Linked DNA regions of Homo sapiens: region 1 is linked to region 2. Evidence: chromatin contacts called from ENCODE Hi-C or POLR2A ChIA-PET data. All regions are on one chromosome and are shown on one strand. The core of a region is the stretch at or near the end of the contact, and the rest is flanking DNA. Distances in the headings are between cores, read along the strand shown.

Region 1 (3,703 bases), core at 334-2,833, 100 kb before region 2:
GATCCTCCCTCACTGGGGGACAGGTCCTACTGGCACCTCATGGGTAGAGGCGAGGGATGCTACTCAGCATCCTACAGTGCACAGGACAGCCCCCATCACAAAGAATCATCCAGAAAGTCAATAGTGCAGAGATGGAGAAACCCAATGGAGGCCTCCTTTCAATCAGTGTTTTAGGGTAGGTAGGTTCTCTGGAGCAGAAGCTGAGACAGACTTTGAGGTCCAAGGGATCAACATTGTGAAAGGGAGGAAGAGAAGGAGGAGGAGGAGGAGCAGGAGAAGGAGGAGGAGGCGGTAGCAGGACTGGGCATCAGTGAGATGAGGGAGATGAAGTTGAGTTGAAAAATAAAATAAAATAAAAGTGATTTCTTGCTTGTGGCATTTTTAGCTTGTGCAAATCGTCCCCGTAATATTTCTTCTTCCATTTTTAAGAAGTTGAACTGTGATGTGGGCACAAGACCTTGGCCAGCCCCATGGGCATAGATGACCTGTCAGAGTTGTCCCTGCCATGGGCCAAATTGGCCAGGTCTTTATATTCCTGTAGGGGTCAGTCACTGGATACAGGCTGAACTGGGAAGGGTACAGCCTGTGCGAGCTGGCTGCAGACAGCAGAGGCAATTCCTGAGGGGGGCTGACAGCTGTATGCCATCTGTGAGCCACCTTCCCAGCAGCTGAACTCTAAGTCCTTCCTTGAAGGCGGATCCAGGTGGCTTATCACCGTGTTCATCACAATGAATAACCATTGACCTGCTAGTTCATGCATCCACTAATTCAGGAAGTTTTGATGAAAAGAGCAGTCCCAGTTAGAACCTACACATAGATGAGTAGGTCTCCATAAGCCAATGCGATTAGCACAACTGAAGACAAAGGAGAAGCCTGGAAAATAAAATTTATATTTCTAACTTTGTTTTCCCTAAGTCAAATGAGATGCATACAACGTATCTCTTGGTCAGCATTAAGATGAATGGGTGAATTGATGAATGAATGAATGAGAGGTTGCAGTGGCTCATGCCTGTAATCCCAGCACTTTGGGAGGCCGAGACAGGTGGATTGCTTGAACCCAGGGGTTCAAGACCAGCCTGGGCAACATAGCAAGACCCCGTCTCTACAAAAGATTTTAAAATTAGCTGGGTGTGGTGGCGTGCATCTGTGGTCCCAGCTACTCAGGATGCTGAGGTGGGTGGATCACTTGAGCCTGGGAGGTTGAGGCTGCAGTGAGCTATGTTTGCACCACTGCACTCCAGCCTGTGTGACAGAGCAAGACCCTATCTCAAAAAATAAAGAAAGAAAAGAAAAGAAGGGGGCATAGTAATAGTGGCCATTGATTATTTAGTGTGCCAGGAGCTCTGCTAAGTGATCTATATATATGATCTCTCAACCTCACAAAAGCCTTTTAGGGTTTTTCACCCCATTTTATGGATAAGGCTTGACTTAATCACCTATTGCTGCAGAACAAACTACCTAAAAATATAGTGGCTTAAAGCACTCACATGGCTGTTGGCTGGAGGCCTCAGTTCCTCCACAGGGACATTCCCACAGGGCTGTCGAAGGCTCCGCATTCCCTGGCAGCTGGCTTCTCCCAGAATGAGTGATCCAAAAGACTCCAAGGAGGAAGCCACAAGGCACTGGGTGACCCTGCCTTGGAAGTCACACAGTGTCACCTAGCCACATTCCTTTACTTAGAAGTGAGTCATTAAGCCTGGCCCATGCTCAAGAGAAGAGGAGTTAGGCTCCTTCTTTTGAAGAAAGGAGTAGCAAAGAATTTGTGGGTATTTAAAACCACCCCAAGGCTCAAGCTATATAATTGGTATTTGGTGAAACTGGGGTTTATCCATTCATTCATTCCATAAATAGCAGCACTTCTGTCTTTGCAGTCCAATGTGGTAGCCACTTGCCACATAGGCTGTTGAACAGTTGAAACACAGTTGATGTGCCTGAGGAATTGTATTTTTTATTTTATTCAACTTTATTTAATTTAAATTTAAAACTAAAAAACTGATTCATTTAACTGTTGGAAAACTTTGACATCTGTTTGGAATAACTTAGCCTCCTTGTAAATTTTATAAAACCTAATAAGATCAAGTATTTCCAGCCGGGCACGGTGGCTTATGCCTGTAATCCCAGCTACTTGGGAGGCTGAGGCAGAAGAATTGCTTGAACCCAGGAGGCGGAGGTTGTAGTGAGCCGAGATTGCGCTATTGCACTCCAGCCTGGGCAACAGGGCAAGATTCTTGTCTCAGAAAAAAAAAAAAAAAAGATCAAATATTTCCAATGAAAATTTAGACCCAAATTGAGATGTGCTGTAATATAAAATATACACTGGATTTTGAAGACTTAGTATGAGCAAAAAATAATGTAAACTACCACATTCACATTTTTGTATTGATCACACGTGGAAATGAAAATGTTTTTGGATATATTGGATTAAATAAAATATATTACTAAAATTAGTAAATTAGTTTTATCTGTTTCTTTTGACTTTTTTTTTTTATTTTAAAGAGACAGGGTGTCACCCAGGCTGGGGTGTTGAGATCATAGCTCACTGCAACCTTGAACTCGTAGGCTCAAGCGATCCTCCCGCCTCAGCCTCCCAAAGCACTGGGGTTACAGGCATGAGGTACCACATGCCTGTACCTTTCTGTTTCTGTTTCTTTCTGTTTTTTAAGGTGGCTGTTTAAAAAATTGTAAATTATTATGCCTGTAACTACTAGCACTTTGGGAGGCCAAGGCGGGCAGATCTCTTGAGGTCAGGAGTTTGAGACTGGCCTGGCCAACATGGCAAAACCCCATCTCTACCAACAATACAAAAATTAACCAGGCCTGGTAGTGTGTGCCTGCAATCCCGGCTACTCTGGAGGCTGAGGCATAAGAATCACTAGAACACAGGAGGCAGAGGTTGCAGTGAGCCAAGATTGCGCCACTGCACTCCAGCCTGGACAACAGAGTGAGAGTCTTGTCTCAAAAAAAATTTTTTTAATTAAAAATAAATAAACTACCTATGTGGCTTATCTTATATTTAGATGAATGGCACTGTATTCCATACTAAATGCTATGGATCCATAGTTCCTACTTTCATGGGGCTTGCCATCAAAAGAAGACAGCTATTAAGTAATTAATCCAAAGACTCAATTGAAAAATGATGTTACAAGGCAGAGATCAGGGGAGCTGTGAGTTTCACAGGGGATCTGGCCCAGATTGGCCTGTCTCCTAAGTAAGCCGGTGATTTGAGAAGGGAGGGAGTTACAAAGCCCAGGCGTGGGAGCATCTGGTGGGAGGTGGATGGCAGAGTCTCTGCACTGGGGGACAAGGCACCAGCTCCCGGGGTTCAGAGCCAGAGGAAGCGGATGCACCAGGAACGCTGTCACTTTGATGTGCAGGCAGCGAGGCGGCAGGGCGCGGCTGGGCTGCCCTCAGCTGTCAGGTTGGCACTTGCTGCCCTGCCTACGCAGTAGCCAGGCTCCGGAGGCCTCCAGATATCTCTGGGCGTGGCCTCCTGTGGCTGTGCTGGAAATCACCTGGGGGTCCCACAAAAGCTAAGCACCAAGCAGGAGGCTGGCCCTGGCTCTGACCTGGGCCAACCCTGAGTTCCGGATCTCTGGGTTCTTGCCCAGGCACAGGCCGGAAGGTGCCTTTGACAACCACGCAAGGGCTGGACCATGACAACTGGGACTTTCTGAGTCCCTGCTGCTGGCTGGCCAGTGGCTCA
Region 2 (3,651 bases), core at 533-3,032:
AGAGGTAAGGACATGGAATATAGGCAAGGACTTGGGTCTCATCATGGAACAGTGAGAGAGGCAGGGTCTCCAGGGATTCCTGAACGTAATCCCATGAAGTTCTGGAATCACCGAGGTCTGAGAACCAGATGCAGCCCACAGACCTGTTTTGTCTGACCTGCATTGTTTTACAGCTTGGACCATGTCTCATAAAACTCCAGATTCCTGGCTTCTTAAACATCTGGCAATACTGTCCCAATTCCTTCCAGGCCATGAGCAGCTGGGACTGAGAGGCAACCACGCCCTCGGACCCATCCCCCACTTCACTCCCTTATCTTATGTCTGACTCTATAGGCATTCAGTTAATGATTCCTGACCTCCCCCAGCCCACCACCCTTGTACAGATAAGGAAATTGAAACCCAGGGAGATACGCATCTCGTTCAATGGCACCACTGCATTGTGACTGAGCCAGGAGTCTTTACCCCAAACCAAGCCAGACTCAAAGCCGCTGCTTCTTCCTTTATGTGGTCCCAGTTAAACTCCTGGCCTTGGCTCTCTGGGTAAAGAGAAAACATAATCCTAACCATCTTCATGACTGATTGGCAATATTTTCACTGTGACTTTTCCTCCAGAGACATGTAAAGATATCACCGTGAGTTTGTAAGATAATCTTTCCTTTAGAGTTCTGCTGTTCCTTGTCATTTTGCCCGTGAGGATGGCCTGTTGGCCGCACGGGGACGACAGTCAAGAGAGAACCGTGACCTTGTTTGCATTGCGTTGCTGATACACACGAGTCTTTGAAACAGGCCATCCATGAGCCTCACAACCTCCTGGCATAGCAGGTATTAATTACTGTTCACCACTTATTGGAGGAGGAAACGGACGTTCCAAGATATTAAATGGCTTGTTCAAGGTCACACAGCTCATGAACGACTGGTTCCAAAGCTCCCTGCCCTCTCCACCGCGCCTGGCCGCTCAGAGCCCATGATGAAGTGATTTGGGTAGAGCGAGGTCAGGCCACATCTGTTAACCAAGTAGCCAGTCCTGGGCTTAAAAATTATTTGTTTCCAACTCTTTTTCTCTTTTCCGTCCCCGTATTGACAGGAACAGCTGTCTTCTTTTTAAAAGGGCTACTTCCATCTCTTTCATTTTATTGTTTCCACGTCTTTGATTGTTTTGGAACAAGTCCGATGGTGGAGACGGAACAGGGAGATCACGAAGACAGCCTCTCCTTTAAAAAATGACCATGATCTCACGCCTCCTCCCAACCCAGTGGAAACTGGAGCACCGCTCAAGGAGACGCTGCTGTCACAGGATCCTGCTTACGGGCACGAAAGCTGGGAAATTTCAGAGCCAATCTGGGCCAGGGGAGGCTGGAGCTCGTGAGCTGGGCTGGAAATGATTCTTCCAGACTGCAGAGAAGACAGTGGCCTGCCCGCCGGCCGGCCTGCCTGCCCTCCCCGAGGCCAACAGGAAATCCCAGAATTTATAGATGACCCCGTTACAAGGCAAGTGTTTTGGAACAAATTGTTCTTCTTTTAAAGCCTTGTTTTCCACTAGTTTTTCTTTCTGGAGTCCAACCGCAACCCCCACGCCCCCCACCCCGCCCCACCCACCCACCCTTTCCACCTTCCCGGTGTCCTTGTTAAACCGGGGCCATGGCGCCACCTGCTGCCTGTCGTGGGCAGCGGGACTCTGCCGGGATCCGGTCTTGGGTCCTCCCCCCACCTCCCTTGTCCCAAAATGGGTGGGAGAGTGACTTTCTGGCTCCTGTCCCGAGGAGGGTTTGTATAAAGATCACGTATCAAGCCTCAAGAGAACTGCTTCCGTAGTTACGTGACCTAAAGACTCATGGCAAACTCTTCCCCCGTCACTTGTCCTCCAGGAGAGCCAGAGCTGGCTGGCAGAAAAGGCAAGTCAGATGGCATCACCATCCAAGGCCAGGTCTCCACTCCCTGAAAACCAAGTATGCCAGCTTTGAACAACCATGTCAACCCAATGAGCCTTGATTTCTTCAGTACCCTCTGTAGCCAATTTGCTAGGTGGTATGGAAAATGGATATGCGTGTGCCTGGCCCATGGAAGGGGCTTAATCAACGTCTGCATCCTTTCTCTCCTATTTGGAATATTCCTTATTGGGAAGGAATAGCTTGGAGGGTCTTAGAGGTGAAGGCCAGACCTCAGAAAACTGGTATATTTATCTCCTTATAAGAATGTAAGCTTCAGCACTTTGGGAGGCCAAGGCGGGCAGATCATCTGAGGTCAGGAGTTTGAGACCAGCCTGGCCAACATGGAAAAACTCCATCTCTACTAAAAATACAAAAATTAGCCAGGCATGGTGGTGCACACCTGTAATCCCAGCTACTCGGGAGGCTGAGGCAGGAGAATCGCTTGAACCAGGAGGTGGAGATGGTAGTGAGCCGTGTACCACTGCACTCTAGCCTGGTCAACAGAGCAAGATTCTCTGTCTCAAAAAAAAGAGTAAGCTTCAAGAGGGTAGGCCACCCCAGTGCAGATAACAAGCCTCAGCAAAGCAGTAAAGGAGCACAGGCTTGAAGTCCTTACACCCCAGCACCCGCTCAGGAGCTAAGTGACCTTGGGCAAGCTCAGTGTCCTTACTTGTGTCTGGGGATAGTAATAGTAATCATACCTCAAAGGGTGGCTGTCGCGCATTGAAATGAGAGAGGGCACGTAAATAATTTAGCAATGGGACTTGTAGGTAGAAAGTGTAGGATTGTAGAGACAACTCTAGCTATAATCATTATTATGAGATGACCACAGTGTCTGACATATAAGCATTTAATGAATATCTGAAAAACAAATGAATGAAAACCTCATAGAAAATAGGTCAGAAGACTTTGCTTAGTTCCATTTCAGCCACCAACTTGCTATGAGACATGAAATACCCCTGTGCCTGCTCTTCCCCATCCAGAAACCTTTCTTTATTGAGGATAAGACTCTCTGATCGGCACCTCAGTTTTCCCACCTGTCAAATGGGCACGACATTCATCTTACCTGTTGCTCAGAGATATGGAGGGGATCTGTTGAGGCATGTATGTGAAGCTGCTTTGAAAAGTTTAAAGAGTAGGCTGGGCATGGTGGGCTCATGCCTGTAATCCGGAACTTGGGAGGACAAAGTGGGAGGATCGCTTGAGTCCAGGAGTTTTAGACCAGCCTGGGCAACATAGTGAGATCTCTCTCTACATAGAAAAATACTTTTTTAAAAATAAAATTTAAAAATAAAGAGTAAAGGAAGGAAGGGAGTCTTTATTTTCTTTTAGGGTGGTTCCATGTGTCTGGTGGCTTTGCCCTTCCCTGAACGGGTGCCTGGGGCTCTCTGGAACAAATGGTGTCCCTCCTGACACCAAGTGGTAGTCATATCTGAGCCCCAACTCACTGGCAGCAACATCTGGTGAGTCTGACAATACAAACCCTAGGCAAATTAACTCCTTCACTACTGGCACAAGTTGAGCACACTCCAAGAGTGGGTTTCCTCTCTAGAAAAGCTCTTTTTCCAACCCAAAGGGCATAGGAAAGTGCATGGTGGGTCTCAGGCATGGTGACTAATTGGGGTGACTCACAGCTAGAGGGAGGTGGATCAGGAAGCAAGACTCAGGCCAACTTAGGCACTGTAGAGAGGTGTTTCAATCCAGTTCAGTGGGCCCTGGGGAG

The links. A loop is a pair of places that touch in the nucleus more often than their neighbours do. ChIA-PET counts read pairs that join two places held with the same protein, here RNA polymerase II (POLR2A). Pooled maps may share reads with other maps.
Region 1: a map of PC-9 shows a loop between it and region 2 (8-fold over the local background). The contact joins two enhancer-like sites. A Hi-C loop is called at or near these places in 4 of 168 maps with a recorded cell type or tissue (B cell, Caco-2, PC-9 and 1 more), 1 of 37 single-sample maps with no recorded cell type and 7 of 50 pooled maps. POLR2A ChIA-PET finds 5 or more read pairs at or near these places in 5 of 52 experiments (HCT116, OCI-LY7, T-cell and 2 more).

Annotation. Positions count from the first base shown.
Region 1 is chr12:116,493,833-116,497,535 of GRCh38, forward strand. No RefSeq gene overlaps it. Among named protein-coding and RNA genes, the nearest start is that of LINC02457, 20 kb to the right of the region's middle. RefSeq lists enhancers at 2,964-3,518, 3,519-3,703. Within about 2 kb of position 1,584, at least 5 of the 41 ENCODE cell types and tissues checked have a DNase peak (open chromatin) inside an H3K27ac peak, as active enhancers do.
Region 2 is chr12:116,598,180-116,601,830 of GRCh38, forward strand. No RefSeq gene overlaps it. Among named protein-coding and RNA genes, the nearest start is that of MAP1LC3B2, 41 kb to the left of the region's middle. Within about 2 kb of position 1,783, at least 28 of the 41 ENCODE cell types and tissues checked have a DNase peak (open chromatin) inside an H3K27ac peak, as active enhancers do.